Regions from separate parts of the Homo sapiens genome. Here region 1 is linked to region 2. The links are chromatin contacts, found by Hi-C or POLR2A ChIA-PET in ENCODE. All regions are on one chromosome and are shown on one strand. Each heading gives the region's core, a stretch centred on a gene start or an enhancer-like site at or near the end of the contact. The rest is flanking DNA. Distances are from core to core; before and after follow the strand shown. Region 1 holds the start of PNPLA2 (patatin like domain 2, triacylglycerol lipase). Region 2 holds the start of IRF7 (interferon regulatory factor 7).

Evidence for each region. A loop is a pair of places that touch in the nucleus more often than their neighbours do. ChIA-PET counts read pairs that join two places held with the same protein, here RNA polymerase II (POLR2A). Pooled maps may share reads with other maps.
Region 1: a pooled map shows a loop between it and region 2 (5-fold over the local background). The contact joins the promoter of PNPLA2 here to the promoter of IRF7 in region 2. A Hi-C loop is called at or near these places in 3 of 168 maps with a recorded cell type or tissue (B cell, CD4-positive, alpha-beta memory T cell and naive thymus-derived CD4-positive, alpha-beta T cell), 2 of 37 single-sample maps with no recorded cell type and 10 of 50 pooled maps. POLR2A ChIA-PET finds 5 or more read pairs at or near these places in 7 of 52 experiments (AG04449, BJ, GM10248 and 4 more).

The regions. Positions count from the first base shown.
Region 1 is chr11:817,195-820,190 of GRCh38, forward strand. It overlaps PNPLA2 (patatin like domain 2, triacylglycerol lipase), which reads left to right and starts at 1,720. Exons shown (of 10, transcript NM_020376.4): 1 at 1,720-1,764; 2 at 2,380-2,711. The coding sequence starts at 2,525. RefSeq lists an enhancer at 1,475-1,769 and a silencer at 1,965-2,854.
Region 2 is chr11:614,674-617,199 of GRCh38, forward strand. It overlaps IRF7 (interferon regulatory factor 7), which reads right to left and starts at 1,277. Exons shown (of 11, transcript NM_001572.5): 1 at 1,240-1,277; 2 at 672-974; 3 at 424-586; 4 at 124-334. The coding sequence starts at 691. CDHR5 (cadherin related family member 5) reads right to left here. Exons shown (of 15, transcript NM_021924.5): 15 at 1,910-2,526. RefSeq lists an enhancer at 139-733.

The DNA.
Region 1 (2,996 bases), core at 470-2,969, 200 kb after region 2:
TCTGTCGCCCAGGCTGGAGTGCAGTGCGGCGATCTGGGCTCACTGCAAGCTCCGCCTCCCGAGTTCACACCATTCTCCTGTCTCAGCCTCCGGAGTAGCTGGGATTACAGGCGCCCACCACCACACCTGGCTATTTTTTTTTTTTGTATTTTTAGTAGAGACAGGGTTTCACCATGGTAGCCAGGATGGTCTCGATCTCCTGACCTCGTGATCCACTCACCTCAACCTCCCAAAGTGCTGGGATTACAGGTGTGAGCCACTGTGCCTGGCCTATTTTTAAATTTTTTGTAGGGATGGAATCAAGCTATGTTGCCTAGGCTGGTCTCAAACTTCTGGACTCAAGCAATCCCCCCACCTTGGCCTCCCAGAGTGCTGGGATTATAGGTGTGAACCACTGTGCCCAGCCTAGAAGGAGTCGCTTTAAGTCAGGTATGGTCACGTCCTCCCTGCTTGACCCTCTCCCATGGCTGGGCTTCAGCTACTCTCTCCCCTCACTCCCCGACAATCTTCGCCTGTCCTGGTCGGCTGCCTGGGTCTGCTCATTTACCCTTCAAAATTCAACTCAGCATCACTTCCCACAGGGAAGCCCTCCAGAACCCCTTAGGTGCCCCACACGTGGTTACCTACCTCCTCTCACTCATTTTTCTTTTTTCTTTTTTTTTTTTTTTTTGAGAAGAAGTCATGCTCTGTCACCTGGCCAGGCTGGAGTGCAGTGGCACAATCTCAGTTCACTGCAACCTCTGCCTCCCGGGTTCAAGTGACTCTCTTGCCTCAGCCTCCCGAGTAGCTAGGACTACATGCGTGCACTACCACACCTGGCAAATTTTTGTATTTTCAGTAGAGACAGGGTTTTGCCATGTTGGCCTGGCTGGTCTCAAACTCCTGACCTCAGGTGATCTGCCCTCCTCGGCCTCCCAAAGTGCTGGGATTACAGGCATGGGCCACTGTGCCCGGCCTCTTTTTAGGACGGAGCCTCGCTCTGCCCCCCAGGCTGGAGTGCAGTGGTGCGATCTCAGCTCACTGCAACCTCCGCCTCCCAGGTTCAAGTGATTCTCCTGCCTCAGCCTCCCGAGTAGCTGGGATTACAGGCGTGTGCCACCCTGACCGGCTAATTTTTGTATTTTTGGTAGAGACAGCGTTTCACCAGCCAGGCGGTCTCAAACTCCCGACTTTCTGTGATCCGCCCGTCTTGGCCTCCCCAAGTGCTGGGATTACAGGTGTGAGCTTCCACACCCGGCCTCCTCTCATTTTGAGCTTATGTAAATGCCTACCGGCCCCCAGTAGGGCTGGGGCAGGGTTGACTTTCCAGTGCTGTCTGGGATGGCTGGGAGCAAAGAGGCTGAGGACTGGGCAGCATCCCCCTAGATGGCCCCATCCTGTTCTGGCCCTGTTCTGGCTTCCCTAACTCAGCTTGGGTTGGGGGCAGCCCCAAGCCCCATCCCAGACCCTCTGCAGCTCTGGCAACAGCTAGGTCCAGAGATGACCTCAGCCTGGGGAGCCAGTGTTCCTGGGGAGACAGAATCTCATTGCCTCCCACCCCAACCTGAGAAAGCCTCTCGTTTGGGGGTGGGGTGAGGTTCAGGGAGGGATCCTGGATCTACTCCAAGCCCTGTTTGCTCCACTGACCAGGAGAAAAATGCGGAAAAGGGGTGAAAGGGTGACATCACCCAGGATTGCTCCACCTCTGGGGCAATTATCGGGAGCAGGGCGGCCCCAGTCAGACGCAGGCAGCCCCAAAGCCTGAACAGGCAGGGCCAGACCCAGGTAAGAAGCCAAGGTCCGGAAGGGTCGCGGGCGCGGGGCAGGGCTGAGGCCCCACGTCAGGTCGCGTGGGTCTGCGGAGCTGGGGTCCCCCACGAAGGGTTTGCGGGACTCGCATCCGGCCTTGGCCTTGGATGTTTATGGGTCTGTCTGTGGGTGAGCCTGTGGGTCCCGGGGCTCCCGAGGCCTGTGCGGCTTTCAGGTCTGGGGGTGCTGCCGGTGCGCCTCTGTCCAGGGACCAGCTCCTCTGTCCCGGGTGGGTGTGGGAGGCGGACCCGGTGGGGAGGGGCGGTGGCTGCCCTGAAACCAGAGCTCCCTCTCGCCGGTACCCAGGTCTGTGTGAGGCTTCCGGCCCCCAGGCTCGGGCCTGCGCCCAGCCCACCCTACACCCCTAGGCGTGTGCCCCCAGCCGTGCCCAGCAGGGGCGGAGGGAGGGCAGAAGCTTTCTCCGGGCGGCAGCGGAGGGCGGGGCTCCAGCGCGGGGGGCCGGGTCAAGGACGGGGGCGGGTCCCGAGGGCACGGCCGTTCCCTGCGCGCCCCGATTGGTCTTCGTGTGCCGGCCCCGCCCCCGCCGTGAGTCCCACACTTAAAAGCGCCGCCTCCGCGCCGCCCGCGTAGCTTCTTCGCCTCCGCCAGCGGGGACCCCGAGCTAGAGCCGCAGCGGGACCTGCCCGGCCCCCGGCTCCAGCGAGCGAGCGGCGAGCAGGCGGCTCACAGAGGCCTGGCCGCCCACGGAACCCGGGGCCCGGCGGCCGCCGCCGCGATGTTTCCCCGCGAGAAGACGTGGAACATCTCGTTCGCGGGCTGCGGCTTCCTCGGCGTCTACTACGTCGGCGTGGCCTCCTGCCTCCGCGAGCACGCGCCCTTCCTGGTGGCCAACGCCACGCACATCTACGGCGCCTCGGCCGGGGCGCTCACGGCCACGGCGCTGGTCACCGGGGTCTGCCTGGGTGAGCGGGGCCGGGGGCGGCAGGCGGGGGGCTGGCGGGAAGGCCGTGCGGGGCCGGGGGATGGTCTCCGTGAGCGGAGGGGCCCCGCGGCGAGTCGGTGGGTACCGTGGGGAGGGTTCCGGTCCGCGCCTGGGGAACCCGGCGAGGATCCAATCCGGGTCGCTGGCCTGGGGGCGGGGCCTGGTTTGTTTTGCTCCGAGGGTGCCCGGGGCCCGCCTGTCTGGCGCAAAGGTTTGGGGGCGGGCAGGTGCAGCAAAAGCTGCTTAATTGGACAGAAAAAGTAAC
Region 2 (2,526 bases), core at 27-2,526:
GTCCTGGGCCTGCTGGCAGCCTCTCCCAGAACAGCTTCTAAAACCACAAATCTGACCCAGAGAATGTTCCCCTTTGCCCAAGCAGGACGAATGCCAACGCCCTTGGCAGCCGGCGTCGCTCACCTCGCCAGCACAGCTCCCGGCTGAGCGCGTACACCTTGTGCGGGTCGGCCGGGTCCCCCGAGTTATCCCGCAGCATCACGAAGCGACGCGTGCTGCGCAGTGCGCAGCGGAAGTTGGTTTTCCAGCCGGCGCGCTCCGCAGTCTCAGCCTCGGGGGGCGGGCCACCTCCCCTGCTGCTAGGCGGCCACCTGCCGCGGGCCACAGCCCAGGCCTGAAGAGGGGGACAGAACACGTGTGCCGGGCCCGCGGGGTCCTAGGCGGGCTCTCCCACCCGGGGCGGGGCGGGGCTGGGGTCCCCACCTTGAAGATGCGCGCGTCGGCCTCGCTCAGGTCCTTGCGCGCGAAGTGCTTCCAGGGCACGCGGAAACAGGTGCGGGCCTCGTCCAGCCACTGCAGCCCCTCATAGCAGCCGCTGCTGATCTCTCCAAGGAGCCACTCTCCGAACAGCACGCGTGGGGCTGCCCTGCGGGTGCCCGGCCGCGGAGAGTCAGGGCCGGCTGCAGGGCGCTCGGGGACTGGCATCTGGAGAGGGTGGGCCGGGCTCTTACCTCTCAGGAGCCAAGGCCATTGCTCCTTCTGCAGGGGCAGTTAGGTGGCGGTCAGGTGTTATAACAGGGGAGGTAAGGGCTCCTGTCGCAGCAGACGCCAGGCCGCGGCCACAGGTCGTGTGGCCAGGTGTCACAGGTGTCCACAGGTGTGGACTGAGGGCTTGTAGCCACCGACGCTGCCTCGGTATGGATCTCTTGGCAGAGGGGGCTACAGGTGTGACTGCAGGTGTGGCCGGCGCGCACACATGAAGTCACAGGTGTTGAACCAGTGTCCAGGCCTGGCGGGAAGGCGCAGGCCGGACCCTGCGGAGACGGGAAAGGCGACGTCAGGGGCGGGTCAGGCTCCCGGGAAAGCGAAACCTAAACAGTGGCGCTTCGCACCCTCCTCGATCCCACCCCGTCCGGTTCTCAGCTCCGCGGAACCCCGCCTCCGCCTCCGCCTCCCTCCCCGCCCGACCCTCATCTCTCAGGCTCCCCCAGCTCTTGGCTCTACCCCTCCGGGGTCACGGAGCCCCCACGGAGGCTCTCGCTCCCGGCCTGCACCGCGTGGGTCTGGGGTCCCCAGTACCTGGGTGCCAGAGCCGCCGGGACGGGAAGTTTCGTCTCGCGGGGAAGCGGAGGGCCGGCGCTTTTATGGTGGCCAGGCGGGAGTTTCCGGGAAGGGCGCGCGCCGCCTGTTCTTATTATTGGATGCGACCAGCGGAACCCCGCCCCGGCCAGCGCGGAGTAGGGAGGAGTGGAGGGCGTTGGGAGTGGCTGCAGTGAGCCGAGATGGAGCCACTCCACTACAGCCCAGGGGACAGAGCAAGACTCAGTCTCAAAAAAAAAAGGAAGTGGGTAATGGGAGGTGGACGTGCCTCGAAAAAGGGGCAGCTGCACCGTTTGCGTTTCTTTTTTTGAGATGGAGTTTCGCTTTTGTTACCCAGGCTGGAGTGCGGTGGCACAATCTTGGCCCACCACAACCTCCGCCTCCCGGGTTCAAGTGATTCTCCTACCTAAGCCTCCCGAGTAGCTGGGATTACAGGCATGAACCACCACGCCCGGCTAATTTTGTATTTTTAGTAGAGACGGGGTTTCTCTATGTTGGTCAGGCTGGTGTCGAACTCCCGACCTCAGGTGATCTGCCCACCTCGGCCTCCCAAAGTGCTGGGATTTAGGCGAGAGCCGCCGTGCGCAGCCCCCTTTGGGTTTTTTACATTGTTCAGTCAAGAATATCAGATACTCTCACAATTAAAACATTTGGAAAGGAATTAATGGTGTATTTCCATTAGGGAAAGTGCTGACAAGCCGCAAGGGATCCCTTGATGGTTCTGGGCATGGGCGCCCAGCCTGGGCTCTGGCTTTGGGAGCAGCGAGGGGAATGTGTCTCTCACCCCTAGGCCTCCTGGTCTGGCTCCTGCTCAGGCCACACGGCGCACCCACCCCCAGCGCGCCTCAGTCCAGGTCACTGGGCAGGGTGTTTACTGCTGCGCTCCAACCCAAGCATGTAGATTTCAGAAGGGGACTAGGACCCCCGGCAGGTGTTTGAGACCACCGGCTCCCAAGTGCGTCGCCTTGGGGGTTTGCATCGGCTCCTCAGCCTCCCCAGGCAATCTCTGTGTAGGGTCGGGAGCGGGAGGTCTGAGATGAGCCGGGTGCCTGAGATCTCCGGTGCAGGTCGGGGGAGGGGAGCCCCCCTCGGGCTGTGGTTAGAGCGGGAGAGGAACTTCCCAGACTAGCTGGCACAGAGCCTCGGGAAGGCGGCGGGCACTGCAGGTGGTTTACGGGAAGTGCTGCAGCCTTGGGGTGGGGACAGCGTGGCCAGACCCACCGCCTCATCTGCACACCTGGGCTCAAGCGCTAATGACGACAGGGG